Linked DNA regions of Mus musculus: regions 2 and 3 are each linked to region 1. A link is a loop called in an ENCODE intact Hi-C map of the cell type or tissue named here. Cell type or tissue: left cerebral cortex. All regions are shown on one strand. Links, peaks and the distances in the headings refer to the core of each region. The heading gives the core; the rest is flanking DNA.

What was found. A loop is a pair of places that touch in the nucleus more often than their neighbours do. Peaks named below come from ENCODE experiments on the same cell type or tissue, not always from the same donor. Only the 100,000 strongest peaks of a DNase experiment are listed, where the experiment ranks them.
Region 2: a loop joins it to region 1, with 12 times the contacts of the local background. A loop is called at or near these places in 9 of 42 quality-filtered maps.
Region 3: it touches region 1 in a loop (4-fold over the local background); 9 of 42 quality-filtered maps call a loop at or near these places.

Annotation. Positions count from the first base shown.
Region 1 is chr12:103,641,646-103,645,824 of GRCm38, reverse strand. It overlaps the pseudogene Gm18501. Among named protein-coding and RNA genes, the nearest start is that of Serpina10, 12 kb to the right of the region's middle. In left cerebral cortex, for the core only: a CTCF peak has its summit at 2,261 (motif pointing right); a DNase peak (open chromatin) is centred at 2,276.
Region 2 is chr12:103,423,795-103,427,973 of GRCm38, reverse strand. Ddx24 (DEAD box helicase 24) reads left to right here and starts at 2,127. Exons shown (of 9, transcript NM_020494.4): 1 at 2,127-2,195; 2 at 3,377-4,102. The coding sequence starts at 3,382. In left cerebral cortex, for the core only: CTCF peaks have their summits at 1,076 (motif pointing right) and 1,940; a DNase peak (open chromatin) is centred at 2,013; H3K4me3 peaks cover 1,546 bases; H3K27ac peaks cover 854 bases.
Region 3 is chr12:103,430,486-103,434,664 of GRCm38, reverse strand. Ifi27 (interferon, alpha-inducible protein 27) reads right to left here and starts at 476. Exons shown (of 6, transcript NM_194067.2): 1 at 315-476. It also overlaps a transcript of Ifi27l2a not described here. In left cerebral cortex, for the core only: no CTCF peak of the experiment used is centred there; a DNase peak (open chromatin) is centred at 1,676; H3K4me3 peaks cover 87 bases; H3K27ac peaks cover 371 bases.

The DNA.
Region 1 (4,179 bases), core at 1,109-3,608:
TAATCCAATCAAGTTCATAGTCACACCCATCCTTAAATATACTATGTGAGTGTTGCACTTGTAATAACATTTCATAATATGCATTCTTTTATAAATGGAAATTTATTTTTAAAATTTGGCATGAATCAAAAGTACCATTTGAAATTAATAGGGGGAATATTTTATTAAGCCATGTATTGCTTGCGAATCACTAGGGACTGAGGGAAAGGTGCAATTCTTCTCGTCCTTGAAACAATTCCAGATGAATTAAAGATTTGAGCACCAAAGTTGAAATCATTAAATCATAAAGTATACAGTTTTAAAACAAATCTCAAAAGGATGAGGTATATTTAAAACCCAGAATCGCTAAAGAAAGGGCGGCTGCACTGAAGTTCGTAAACAAAGTTACCTGGGTTTAAGAGACAAATGAGGGAGAGATAAAAATATGAACATCAATTTCTCTACCATGTCACTTAACATTTTAAAATGCCAGGAGGAGGTTGTGTTGGGTTGGGGACAATAGTAGCTGATTGAATTTTTTTTCTTATGTATCTTCCAGGATACTATAAAACCAGTAACGTAACAATAAAACTCCCCGTGATTCAGGCTTCCACACACATAGCATTATCATCTGAAGTCGGAGCCCCAGGAGAGGGTGGATGCAGGAGACCAAAAAAAAAAAAAAAAAAAAAACCACCTAAAATATATCCTAGCATTATTGGGATGTGCAGAAGGTAGACTATGAGGCTGAGTTGGTGGGAACAGGTCACTGGAGGTGTGTCATTGGGTGTTACACCTTACCCTGGCCACTTCTTCTATTCTGTTTCTTTGTTTCCTGTCCACCATAAGGTAAGCAGCCACCTCTTTCACGTTTCTGCCACCAAAGGGTCCCACATCACTACATCTCCCCAATGGCTGGATTCAAAGACCATGGTTTTGAAATGCCTGAGTTCCGGGGTAAATAAACCTCCCTTCCCCCTTTAAGCCGTTTCTGTCAAGCATTTGGTTACAATGAGAAAGACTAACCACAAACGGCTGGGTGTCTCCTTTTGTTTGCTTTTTTTTGCCAAATCTTAATGAAAACTGTAAGTGCTCGGGTCCAACAGATGGAAAGAATCCACAGGAGAAACACAGAGAACCTCAGGCAAGGAACAACATGCCTGAGCAGAAACAGAAAACTCTTGAATCACACACAGAGAAAGATGCACTGCATACAGAGGACAAAGGTTTAGAAAGAGGAGGCTGGACTTCTCGTCGGAAGTACTGCAGGTCATCCTATGAGCTGAACTGAGAAGCACACTAATTCTGCAGGATTCCTACCCACACCATGCAACCTGGAGTTGACAGGAAGGCATTTGGGACAAACCTAAAGTGAAAAATGTACAAAGTCTCAGGCAGAATCCTTCCACCAGGCCCAGAGGGAAAGGAAACAAACCTGCGTTTTCTCCTGCCTGGGTAGGAGGACAACCAAGGGACATGAAAGCCAATGCCACTGGGAGATCTGGGAGTGGACTTGGAGCCAGAAAAGCAGTGTAATTTAAAAGATTTGAACGATTGGATATTATTAACACAATATAGTAACCTATAGATTTCCTGGGTTTGATCATTATATGATGGTTAAGTCCACTTTGGTAAATTCAAGGATGCTTAGAATAGAAAGCTAAAAACTAGAACTCTTGAAAACTATACTAAGATAGATGCCTTTAAAGTTCTGGGAGTGAAGGAGGGCAGTGATAACAGTTTTCAGAAAGAAGAAAAAGACCCTTCAGAAATGAAGACAGAGGGCCCGGAGAGACAAATCAGCAGGTAAGAGCACTGGCTGCTTTTCCAGAGGAACCAGGTTTGGCTCCCGCACCAACCTGTCAGCTGCCCTAACTCCAGTTCCAGGATAAACGTCCTCTCCTGAACCATGTAAGCACTGTACACACATTGTGCACAGATATGCAGGGAACACATCCATACACATAAAACAGAAAACATGTGACCACATGAATTTTAGAAGACAAAAGATGAAACATATTATGATTATTAAATATATATTTTTAAGATAGTTATTTGGGCAGAAAGATGATTCTAAAAGCATGAGAAAGGTAAATATGTGGGCAAAGGGGGAAATATTTCAAAGATACCTTTAAAATATAAATTATTGTAACAGAAACAATAACCATGTGGCATGCAAATTATCAATTTATTGCTCACCAGCTCTAAGTCCTTCCATAATCATTGCTCTGTCAACCTAAGTCTACATTTTTAATGTGTCTGCATCCCACAGTGGGCACAATGCCGGCTTTTGTCAGTAGAGGGCGCCAGAGAGACATTGTGGAATGAAATGGCTTCACTTTCCTGGTTCAGACCAACAAAGTGAGACAGAGCAGTAGGTGACAATTAGAGACAAACAGACAGACACACACACACATAGATTATTAATAGAGATACAGAATATAGTCAGAATGATGGATAGGTGACTAGATAGATACAGACAAATGATAGAAATATACACCCTGAAAAATAATAATTGAAAGATAATTTTCTTAACTATATACCTTGAGTGCCTGAGTAGACGCTCACATACATGATTCTTAAAGCCAGAATCTTTCTTACATAAAAAACATTAAATTGAATCTTACAAAAGCAAAAATTAAGAAAAAAATACAGATTATATCCTCTATCATTTCACACTGAACTGGGATTATTTATCAGATGATGAGATTAATTAAAGACAAGAAACTAGAACTGGAGAAAAAAGGAATAAAACTATCTGCATTATCATGCTGTGGCCATCTGCCTGTGTTGCTAAATAGGCAAAAAGGTACCAAAGTCTCTATTAAACACACACACACACACACACACACACACACACACACACACGAAAACAAGTGATCACACAAACTCAGTAAATGAGTGCAGCAAGTTGTCGGGGTATAATTAGCATAAAATGACACTTTTCATATGCATAAATAACTGCTAAACAAAACATGCAATGGCAGAGTAAAGGCAACAATAGCCCAAAAGATACAACAGCATGGGTATAAATGTGAAACTGCTCCAAACCTACACTGAGTAAAACAAACTACTCCTTAAATATGCAAAGTTAGATGTGAACAAATGGAAAGTTACCCCTTCCTGAGTGAGACTGCTCAAATCATCTGTATACTATCCCTTCCTGAGTGAGACTGTTCAAAATCACCTACATACTGTTTTCTCTAATGTAATATATTAACTAATTGGGTCCCAGTAAATATACCAACAATTTTTCTCATAGATCTGACAATATGACATCAAAATCTATTTAGAAAATGCCCAAGGATAATACAGAAAAGCTACAGGCTCAGGAAAAAGAGAGGATATTGTGACAGACAGGAAGTAGAGAACACAGACTCTGTAGGTAAAATGCTGGTACCAACACATGAACACACAGGCAGGCTGATGGTGTAGGTAGGATAAGATCTTTAGAAATGGAATAAGGGACCAAAACAAAGTGTAGGTGGAAAAGGCAAGCAAACAAACAAAGGAAACCTGCTGCTTTGCAAGATAATTTTAAAATTTTTGATAATATCTAGCCAACTGATTTACTGTGATTAAAATAATACATAATTAAAGATGATTGATAATTAAAGGGTAGAAATAGAAAGTCTTAAAATGACCCAAGCACAAATGATGATATTATTTGTTAATGAGGGACAACTGGATAACCATTTGAATCAGAGACAGAGATGGGGAGAACAGACTTTGAGCCATTCAACATGCGAGACATCATATTCAAGAATAGAAAGGGTGACTTGGAAATAGATGACAGTGTTTCTGATCCATGCATGAAATGAGGCTGTATGCCTCAGTGAGATAGGATGATATGTGTGTGTGTGTGTGTGTGTGTGTGTGTGTGTGTGTGTGTGTGTGTGTGTGACTGCCCTCAAGAGTATCCTAGTATGAACTGTGAGTTCAAAAACGATGAATGGGGATCCCAGGCATGTCTACATGGTGCCACATGTCAGGATGCTCTTGGAGCTTAGCTCTGTGACTGTGCACCTGGAGTCAGTGAAGACCACTGCAAACTCAAGTTTGATGAATGTGCCAGCCAGCCACCTCTCTATGGAGGTCTACGTGTGGGTGGAGAAAAAAAGGTACCACTGTGACTGCATCAGTAGTGGATTCACAGAGACACACTGTGAGACACTGATGCCTCATTGTTGGTCAAAGCCT
Region 2 (4,179 bases), core at 699-3,198, 220 kb after region 1:
TCATAGCTGCTGCTGACCATTGTTAGGGAGTTGGACTATGTAAGTCACTAACAAATTTCCTTACTATATAGAGACTACCCATAAGTTCTGTGATGCTAGAGAACCCTAACTAACACAGTATCATTTTTCTACCTGACCTTATTAGACTAACATCATGGTCTATGGTTGTATCCACATATTCTAGCAGAGGATTTCATTCTTTTTGTGACCAAATAGTATTCTACACTGCTTGAGTGCCACAATTTCTGTATCCACTCATTGGCTGATGGATCTGTCCATTGCTTGGTTTTTTTGAAGTGTTTGATTCAGGTGTCTCCTTGACAGACTTCACTTGCTTCACATACCTTCTGAGCAGATGGTCATTCTAGTTCTTCATTCTTCAGGAATTTCCATGATGGCTGTACTTAGTTATAGCCCACAACAATGAGCCAGGCTTTGTTCCCTGTAACATTCTCACTGCAGTGAGGCCATGTCTACCTGTGGCTCTAGTTTGCATTATCCAATTGACTAGTGGCTCCCTGAGCATTTTTTTCTTGTACCTTTTAAGAAATGCTTATTTTGGTTTATTGCCCATTTTGTAAGCATATCCTTTTACAATTGAGTTTCTGAATTCTGTATTTCCTGCTTTATTAACCACATTCAGATGTGTAGTTTGTAGGATTTCCTTTACTCTTTTTTAAAAAAGATTTATTTTATTTCATGTATATGAGTACACTTAGCTGTACAATTGTTTGTGAGCTTTCATGTGGTTGTTAGGAATTGAATTTTTTTTAGGACTCCTGCTTGCTCTGGTCAACTCCCCTTGCTTTGCTTGCTCCCTCCCAAAGGTTTATTATTATAAATAAGTACACTGTGGCTGTCTTCAGACATGCCAGAAGCAGGCGTCAGATCTCATTACCAGTGTTTGTGGGCCACCATGTGGCTGCTTGAATTTGAACTCAGGACCTTAGGATGAGCAGTCAGTGCGCTACCTGCTGAGCCATCTCACCAGCCCCTCCTTTATTCTTTTTAACAAGATATCTCTTTTACGTTTTTAGGTGTATGTCTGTGCACCACGTGTTTGCAGCACCCACTGAGGCCAGAAGGGGGCATCAGATCCTCTGGTCAGGAATTATGGATGGTTGTGAGTTGCTATATGGGTGCTGGGAACTGAACACAGATCCCTCGGAAGAGCAGTCTGTGCTTGTAACCACTGAGCCAACTCTCCAGCCCGCCTTTTTTCCCCTCTCTATTCAGGGTGGTGTGCGGAAGCATTTTTGTTTTCATAAAAATTTCATGCATCTCTTTTTGCTCTTGTCTATCCTTTTGGCGTCTTGGTGAAAGTCCCTTGCCAATGACAACACTCTGTTATCTAATTCAGTGTTAGGTGTGTATCTCATAATGCTGACACGGAAAAAAAAAAACTGATCTAAGTTAAGATATAAAAGAATACATTTTCAGGTCTTCGGAGATGGCTCAGTGGGAAGCGTGCTTCCATATGCATGGAAGACTAGTTTATTTATTTTTTTAATTTATATGAGTACATTGCAGCTGTCTTCAGACACACTAGAAGAATACATTGGATCCTATTATAGATGGTTGTGAGCCACCATGTGGTTGCTGGGAATTGAACTCAGGACCTCTGGAAGAGCAGTCAGTGCTCTTAACCTCTGAGCCATCTATACAGCCTCTAAGACTAGTTTAAATCTCCAGCACAAACATCAAAAAACAATCAAACTAAACAGGCAAATGTATCGTGACCAGCTCTGTGCAGTAGGAAAGGCACTACGAACTGGAGAACATGGCTCTTTCAACCCAGGGTTAGGTGGTTTATAAATTAGGTAAGGAAATGTTTTAAGGCTCCAGGTAGTCAGTTACTCATGCATGTGGGACAGCTACTGCACACAAACCAGACAGCGATTACCCGGGCGCTTGCGCTCCCTAGCGTCCAGGAAGGAGCTCCGAAACATTGCCTAAACCATAAACAGGAAGCGTAACCTAGGCCACACAGGGCCCGCCCCCCAGCTCAGTCCTCCGAGTTCCAGCCAAAGTCCTGAGAGAGTGCCAATCAGATAGACGCTTCCGCACAGAGGCGGAACTTCCTTCCTTAGCGCGCACGCGTGCCCGGAGCTCCGCCCCGGAACTGCAGTACTGAAGCTGCTGCAGTTCCGGGTCGGGTTGGCGCAAACGGCCCGGCGTGTGAGGTGACTGCGGCGGTGAGTGCTCTTTGTGGGTTCGGAGCGGAGCAGGCCCTGGCCGGCTGCGGAGGGGCTCCCCGGTGTCTTCGAAGCATCGTGGCTCACCGGTGTCCCCACAACCTTGGTTGCCGGTGGCTCATGCTTTGCTGTGGGCATCAAGGCCCGGCAACCTCCCTTGAAGCCCTCGTGGGACTCTGGCAGAAGGCACAGGTCACTCCCCCGCGCCCTATTTCTAGTGACGTTCCCTTCACCTTGTCAAGGTGGGGCCGAGGTGCGGCGGGGGTCGGGGGGTCGCCGTGCGTCCCATGCCATCCTCACAGACGCCATGTTAAGCGGTTTTTGACGTGCGTCACTATTTCGTATTCAGATGAGGACCCAGTGCGATAAATATCTCATTATCCTCAATTTGTAGATAAGGAGACTGAGGCACAGAGATGTGCAGCAAACACCGAGCAGGATCCAGATTTGAATCGAGTTTTGCCTTACTCTCTCCACAATGTCCCTTTTCATTTAGAGAGGACCCATGTAGCGCCACTTCCACACAGATGAGTCGTGCATACTCAGACTTTAAAGACAGGGTCTTGTGTAGCCAAGGCTGGCTTTGAGCTCCTGATCTTCCATCTCCATTCCTGAGGGCAGGATACCGGCTATGTACGGTTTTACGCAGTGCTAGGGGGGGTGGAACCTAGGACTTGACGTGTTTCAACCTATCTGGCCAAGGCCAAGATGATGGAAATGGCACTTGTCTTGTTCTACCAGGGAAAAAAGCACGCCGTATCTCAGATTCTTACTCCGTGTTCAAAATGGCTTATCAAGCCTCTTTTGATACTTATTTTGTGTACAGTGTAAAATTAGTTATTATTAGATATTATCACACCCTTCTCATTTAGAAAGATTGTAACACTAAATTCTGAGAGGAGGTGGGTGGGTGGGGGTTGCATACAAAGTAAGTGTTGGAGCTAGGATCCTAACCAGAGATAGCTCATGTGTCCTTTACTGCCTGTGTCCCCTCTGCTCCAAGCCAAACTACCTATTCTGTGGGTGTGTTTCATTTTCTGGATTTGAGCATCTCCTCTATGTAAGTTAAGCCATCTCTGTGTCCTTGGCTGTTTGCAGGGTCTAGTACGTTTTAGGAAAGCGTGTGTTGCCCTAGAGCCTGTACCCCACAGTCACTAACCCAGAAGAACATTTCTTTTCAGCAACCATGAAGGTGAAGGAGACAAACTCAAAGCCAAAGTTGGCAAGCCGTGGCACGTTCCAGAGGAAGGGCATCAAGATTGTGGGGAAATGGAAGCAAGTGACGATCGACCCGAATCTGTTTGCAGATGGACAGATGGATGACCTGGTGTGCTTTGAAGAGCTGACAGATTACCGTTTAGTCAAGAATCCCTCCCGTTTGTTCTCAAGTGAGGAGACAAAGAAGAGAAAGGCCCAGGCTGTTTCAGAAGAGGAAGAAGAGGAGGAAGGACAGTCCAGCTCCCCAAAGAAAAAGATCAAGTTGAAGAAGCAGAGAGATGCGGCACGAGCTGCCGAAGGCGCTGCTGCCCAGAATGAGTATGAAGTCAAAGCGTCCGAGCCAGAGGCTCAGGGAGAAGTCACTGCTTGTTCTGATCAAAAGGTCGGAGGAGCCAAATCAGAAAGCCTGGCCCAGGCTGCTCCAAGAAAGAAGAAAAACAAAGGGAAAAAAAAATTGGATACTTTTCAGAGCACTTCCCCCAAATTGCCCAAAAAATCGAAGAAGACATGGATGGCTGAGGTGCACGACCAGAAGGCAGATGTGTCTGCCTGGAGGGACCTGTTTGTGCCCAAGGCTGTTCTGCGCGCTCTCAGCTTCTTAGGCTTCTCTGCACCTACCCCAATCCAGGCTCTGACTTTGGCCCCTGCCATCCGTGACAAACTGGACATCCTTGGAGCTGCTGAGACAGGTAAGGGCTGTTCTGTCTGTCCCAGGTATGAGAGTTTCTGGATTCAGTCCTTGGTTGTCCATAGGCTGAGAAACTGG
Region 3 (4,179 bases), core at 699-3,198, 210 kb after region 1:
CTTGAATTATCTCATTGCGCCAGCTTAGGAAAAATAACCCATTACCTTTATAGATAGGTGCCTTTTCAAGAACTAGACGGCTTCTGAGAGAGCCTGTACATTGGCTTCCCTTCAGCCTCTGAGGACTTTTGCCTCCTAGGCCTAGGGGCATCTGAGTAGGGTCTCTGTTCTGGACCTACCCACTGAAGATTTCCTGAAGACCCCAACTGACATCCCCACCCCCACTACTACCAACAGCTGGATCTTGGATTCGTTTCTGGAAAACCCAGTTCATTTCAGAGTGGAAAACTCTACTGTGGTCAAAGAAGACATACCCAATGATGTAAATAAACTAGAGGATGAGATAGGTTTCAATTTCCTCTCCTCCCTCCAGGCCCGTCAAGTCCACTGTGCAGGAAGACACACCCAGTGACTGAAGACAGCTGCTGAAATAAGTTTCGATTTCCCCAGCTCTCTCCAGGCCCGACAAATCCACTCTAGTTGAAGATACACCCCGTGACTGAAGACAGCCAATAAGATAGGTTTCTATTTCCCCAGCTCTCTCCAGGCCCGACAAATCCACTCAGATTGAAGAAACACTCAGTGATGGAAGGCAGCCAATGAGAAAAATTTCCATTCCCACTGCTGTTTTGGCTGGGAAGAAAAATTCACTATTCTTTTACTGAGGGTTCTGAGTGTTAATCGGTTTACAAAGTATTGTAAAATATAACACGTTTGCCAGTGGGTTTTTTTCCTTCCAGTGACAGTGCTGTGGGAGAAACTTGAAGTAATAAAATTGAGGTTGTAAACATTTATTAATAATGTCACTTAGAAAATATTAAGTTGCACGAAGTCGAATTTAATATTAAATTACACAAACTGGAATGTCTCCAATATGAAAGGAATGAAAGTGAAATATCACTGGGTTTCTTATACACTGTAGAAAATAAAATTTTGTACCATGATTGAAGTTTAGGGTGGCTGAGAAGGTTTTTGCTGTTGTTCACCAAGAATGAACCCAAATCTGGCTCCGTTCCTGTAACAACGGGCAACAACCTTGACTCATAATCAGACCTTTGTTCCCTCCCCATATCAAAGAACAGGCTCTAAAGGGCAACTCAAGAGAGCACCTCAAGGTCACAGCCACCTTTAAGTCCTAGTCTGCCATCAAACCCCCTAACCTCTTATTAAGAAAGGCTGAATTCTGCATGCAGGCAAGATAGACCTGGGTTGCAAACATTCAAAAGGAACAACACTGGTGAAATTAAAAATAATTCCGGCAATACCTTTGCTGTATAAATCTCCCATCTGTCCAAGCTGCCTGACTTTCAGTCTCCTGTCTCTGGTTAAATATTCAAAGTGTACCCTGGGGCTGGGACTGAAAGAGACCGAAGGGTGACAGTTCCTGCCGAATGCTAAGCCTATGGTGTAAATAAGTTAGTAAAATCTTGTGTCCAGTTATCTTTGTACATTAGCCAGAGCCTATTATTGTCACTGTTACCACAACTACTAGTTGTAGGCCTAGTAGGAAGCCTTTTCCTTAAAAAAAATGTATATTTATTTTTACTCTTTTATGTGCATGAGTATCGTGTCTGGGTGTATATATCTGTGCACCACACTGTGCTTGGTGTTGGAAGAGGCGGTGAGAGCCATGGGCATCCTGTGCAACAAGAAGTGCTTTTGACTACTGAGCCAACTCTCCATCCCACCTTCTCTTTTCTAATCCTCAAGTGTGTGGATGTTTTTCTCACTGGGAAGGCATATAATTGCTATAACTACAGAATATTCAAAAAGTACAATAAAGGCAAAGAGCTTTGTCCGTCTCACTTCCACCCAATCAGAGGCAAGCATACATTCAATCAGGGGCAAGCGTACATCCACTCATGGGAAGCACACATCCAGACTTCTTTTCTGTCTATGTACTTCCTGCCTAACTTCAATCAAGCACGGCCTGTGCAGTTAGGGCAACCAGTATTGTTTACTGAAGTGAAAACACCAGTGGCTTGTTGTCTTCCATACATATCAACCCCAGACCTTCCAGGAAGTTGTCTGACCTTGGGCAAGTGGGGCTTATAAGATGACAGGATTATTTGATATCACATATAATATATAGTATATATCTCTAAAGCACAGTTCTTTAAACTTAAAACAGAACTTTAGCCCTTAGGAGGGTTATGTCAACAATAAATGTTGTAAAATTTGATAGAATAAGTGAATTTTAGCTAAGGCTAGCCTTACACTAAGCGTGCCTCTAAGGATGACCTTGAATCTTCTGCTTGGGAGAGTGCTGGATTATATGCATATATCACCATGCCTGGTTTCTTCCATAATGAGGACAAAATCCAAGGCTCTGTGTACACTAGGCAAGCATTCTACCATTGAGATGCATCCCCAACCTAGAAGAGTTTTTCTGTAGTATTATTTTGCTAATCATTAGATTATTTGGATTTGTGTCTTTCTCTCTCTCTCTCTCTCTCTCTCTCTCTCTCTCTCTCTCTCTCTCTCTCTTTCTCTCTTTATTTTTGGTTTGGTTTTGTCTTTTGTTTCTCTTCTGTACTGGGACTCACTGTGTAGACCAGACTGGTCTCTGAATCATAGAGATCCACCTGCCTCTGCCTCCTGAATGCTGAGATTAAAAGTGTGCATCACCATGCCTGGCCTGATGTATTTGATTGGACAGTTAGAAGGAGCAGTGGGCATGGTCATGTATCCCAGATATTCCAGTGCTTGTCAATGTGTAGCCTGAAGTTGTAGAGGTCAAGGGCAACCTGGCTTTAATCGCAGGGCCATATATCAGACAGCCAAAGGTTAGTGATGTGTCTTAGTGGTAGATTGCTTACCTTGCATGGACAGAGTTTGTATTAGTCAGGGTTCTCTAGAATCACAGAACTTATGGGTAGTCTCTATATAGTAAGGGAATTTGTTGGTGACTTACAGTCTGGAGTCCAACTCCCAACAGTGGTCAGCAGGGTCTGTGAATGGAAGTCCAAGGATCTAGCAGTTGCTCAGTCCCACAAGGCAAGCAGGTGAAGGAGAGAGAGAGAGAGAGTAAATCTTCCTTCTTCCACTGTCCTTATGTAGGTCTCCAGCAGAAGGTATGGTCCAGATTAAAAGTGTGTGCCACCATGCCTGGATCACGCTTTGTCCCAGATGACCTTGAACTCAGAGATGTCCATGTCTTAATCTTCTGGAATTCATAGCCACTATGCCTCAAGATCTCCATGCCAAGATCCAGGTCAGAAACTTGTATCTCCCAGCCTCCAGATTAGGATCACAGGTGAGCCTTCCAATTCTGGATTGTAGTTCACTCCAGATAGAGTCAAGTTGACAGCCAGGAATAGCCACTACAGGGTTCATCCTCAGCACTGGGAAGAAAGAGAGGAATTTTGTAAGGAGAGCACCAGAGTTTCATACGCCTCTCACTACAAAAGCCAATGAGTAGGGACAGGATTTCAATCTGTAAGCCACCTTTTATCCAAAGATCTGAAGATATGAGAGACTAGCAGGTTAACATAAAAAAAAAACACCTCATTTATTCATTTTATATGTAGAGGTATTTTGCGTATATGTATGTCTGTGTACCACCAGTATGTCTGGTACCCATGAAGACCAGAGCTTGCCATTGGATCCCCCAGAGCTGGAACTACAGTTGGTTGTAAGCTGCCTTGTGGGTGCTGGCAAGTGAACCCAGGTCGTCTAGAAGAACAGCCAATACTCTGAACTGCTGGGCCATCTCTCTAGCCTATACCACGTTGACATTAAAAAAAAGGATCAAATATTCAATCACCAAAACCTGGGGTTGTGTGGGGGTGGAGTTAGGCCATTGGTTAAAGAGCTAGTAATACAAGTGTGAGCACTGTTGTTGGGAACCCAGCACTCAGATAAAAGCCAGGCATGTCTGGCAACCTCTTACAGTTCCAGCACTTGAAGGCATATGTTAGGAGTTAGAGTAATCTGGGTAGCCAAATCTGTAAGCTTTGTGTTGGGTGAAAATCTAAAGACAGAAGATACTTACCCTGGGCAACTTTGGCTTCTCACATGCACACATGTGTGAGCTTTTATGCCTGCATAAGTACACTCTCAGACACACACACACAGACACACACACACCCTAATATCTAATATCTTATCTCCAGTCAGCAACATCCAGTACAGCTGGAAAGGATGGGGAGGTGGGAGAGAGCAGGGCTGGGGATGGGC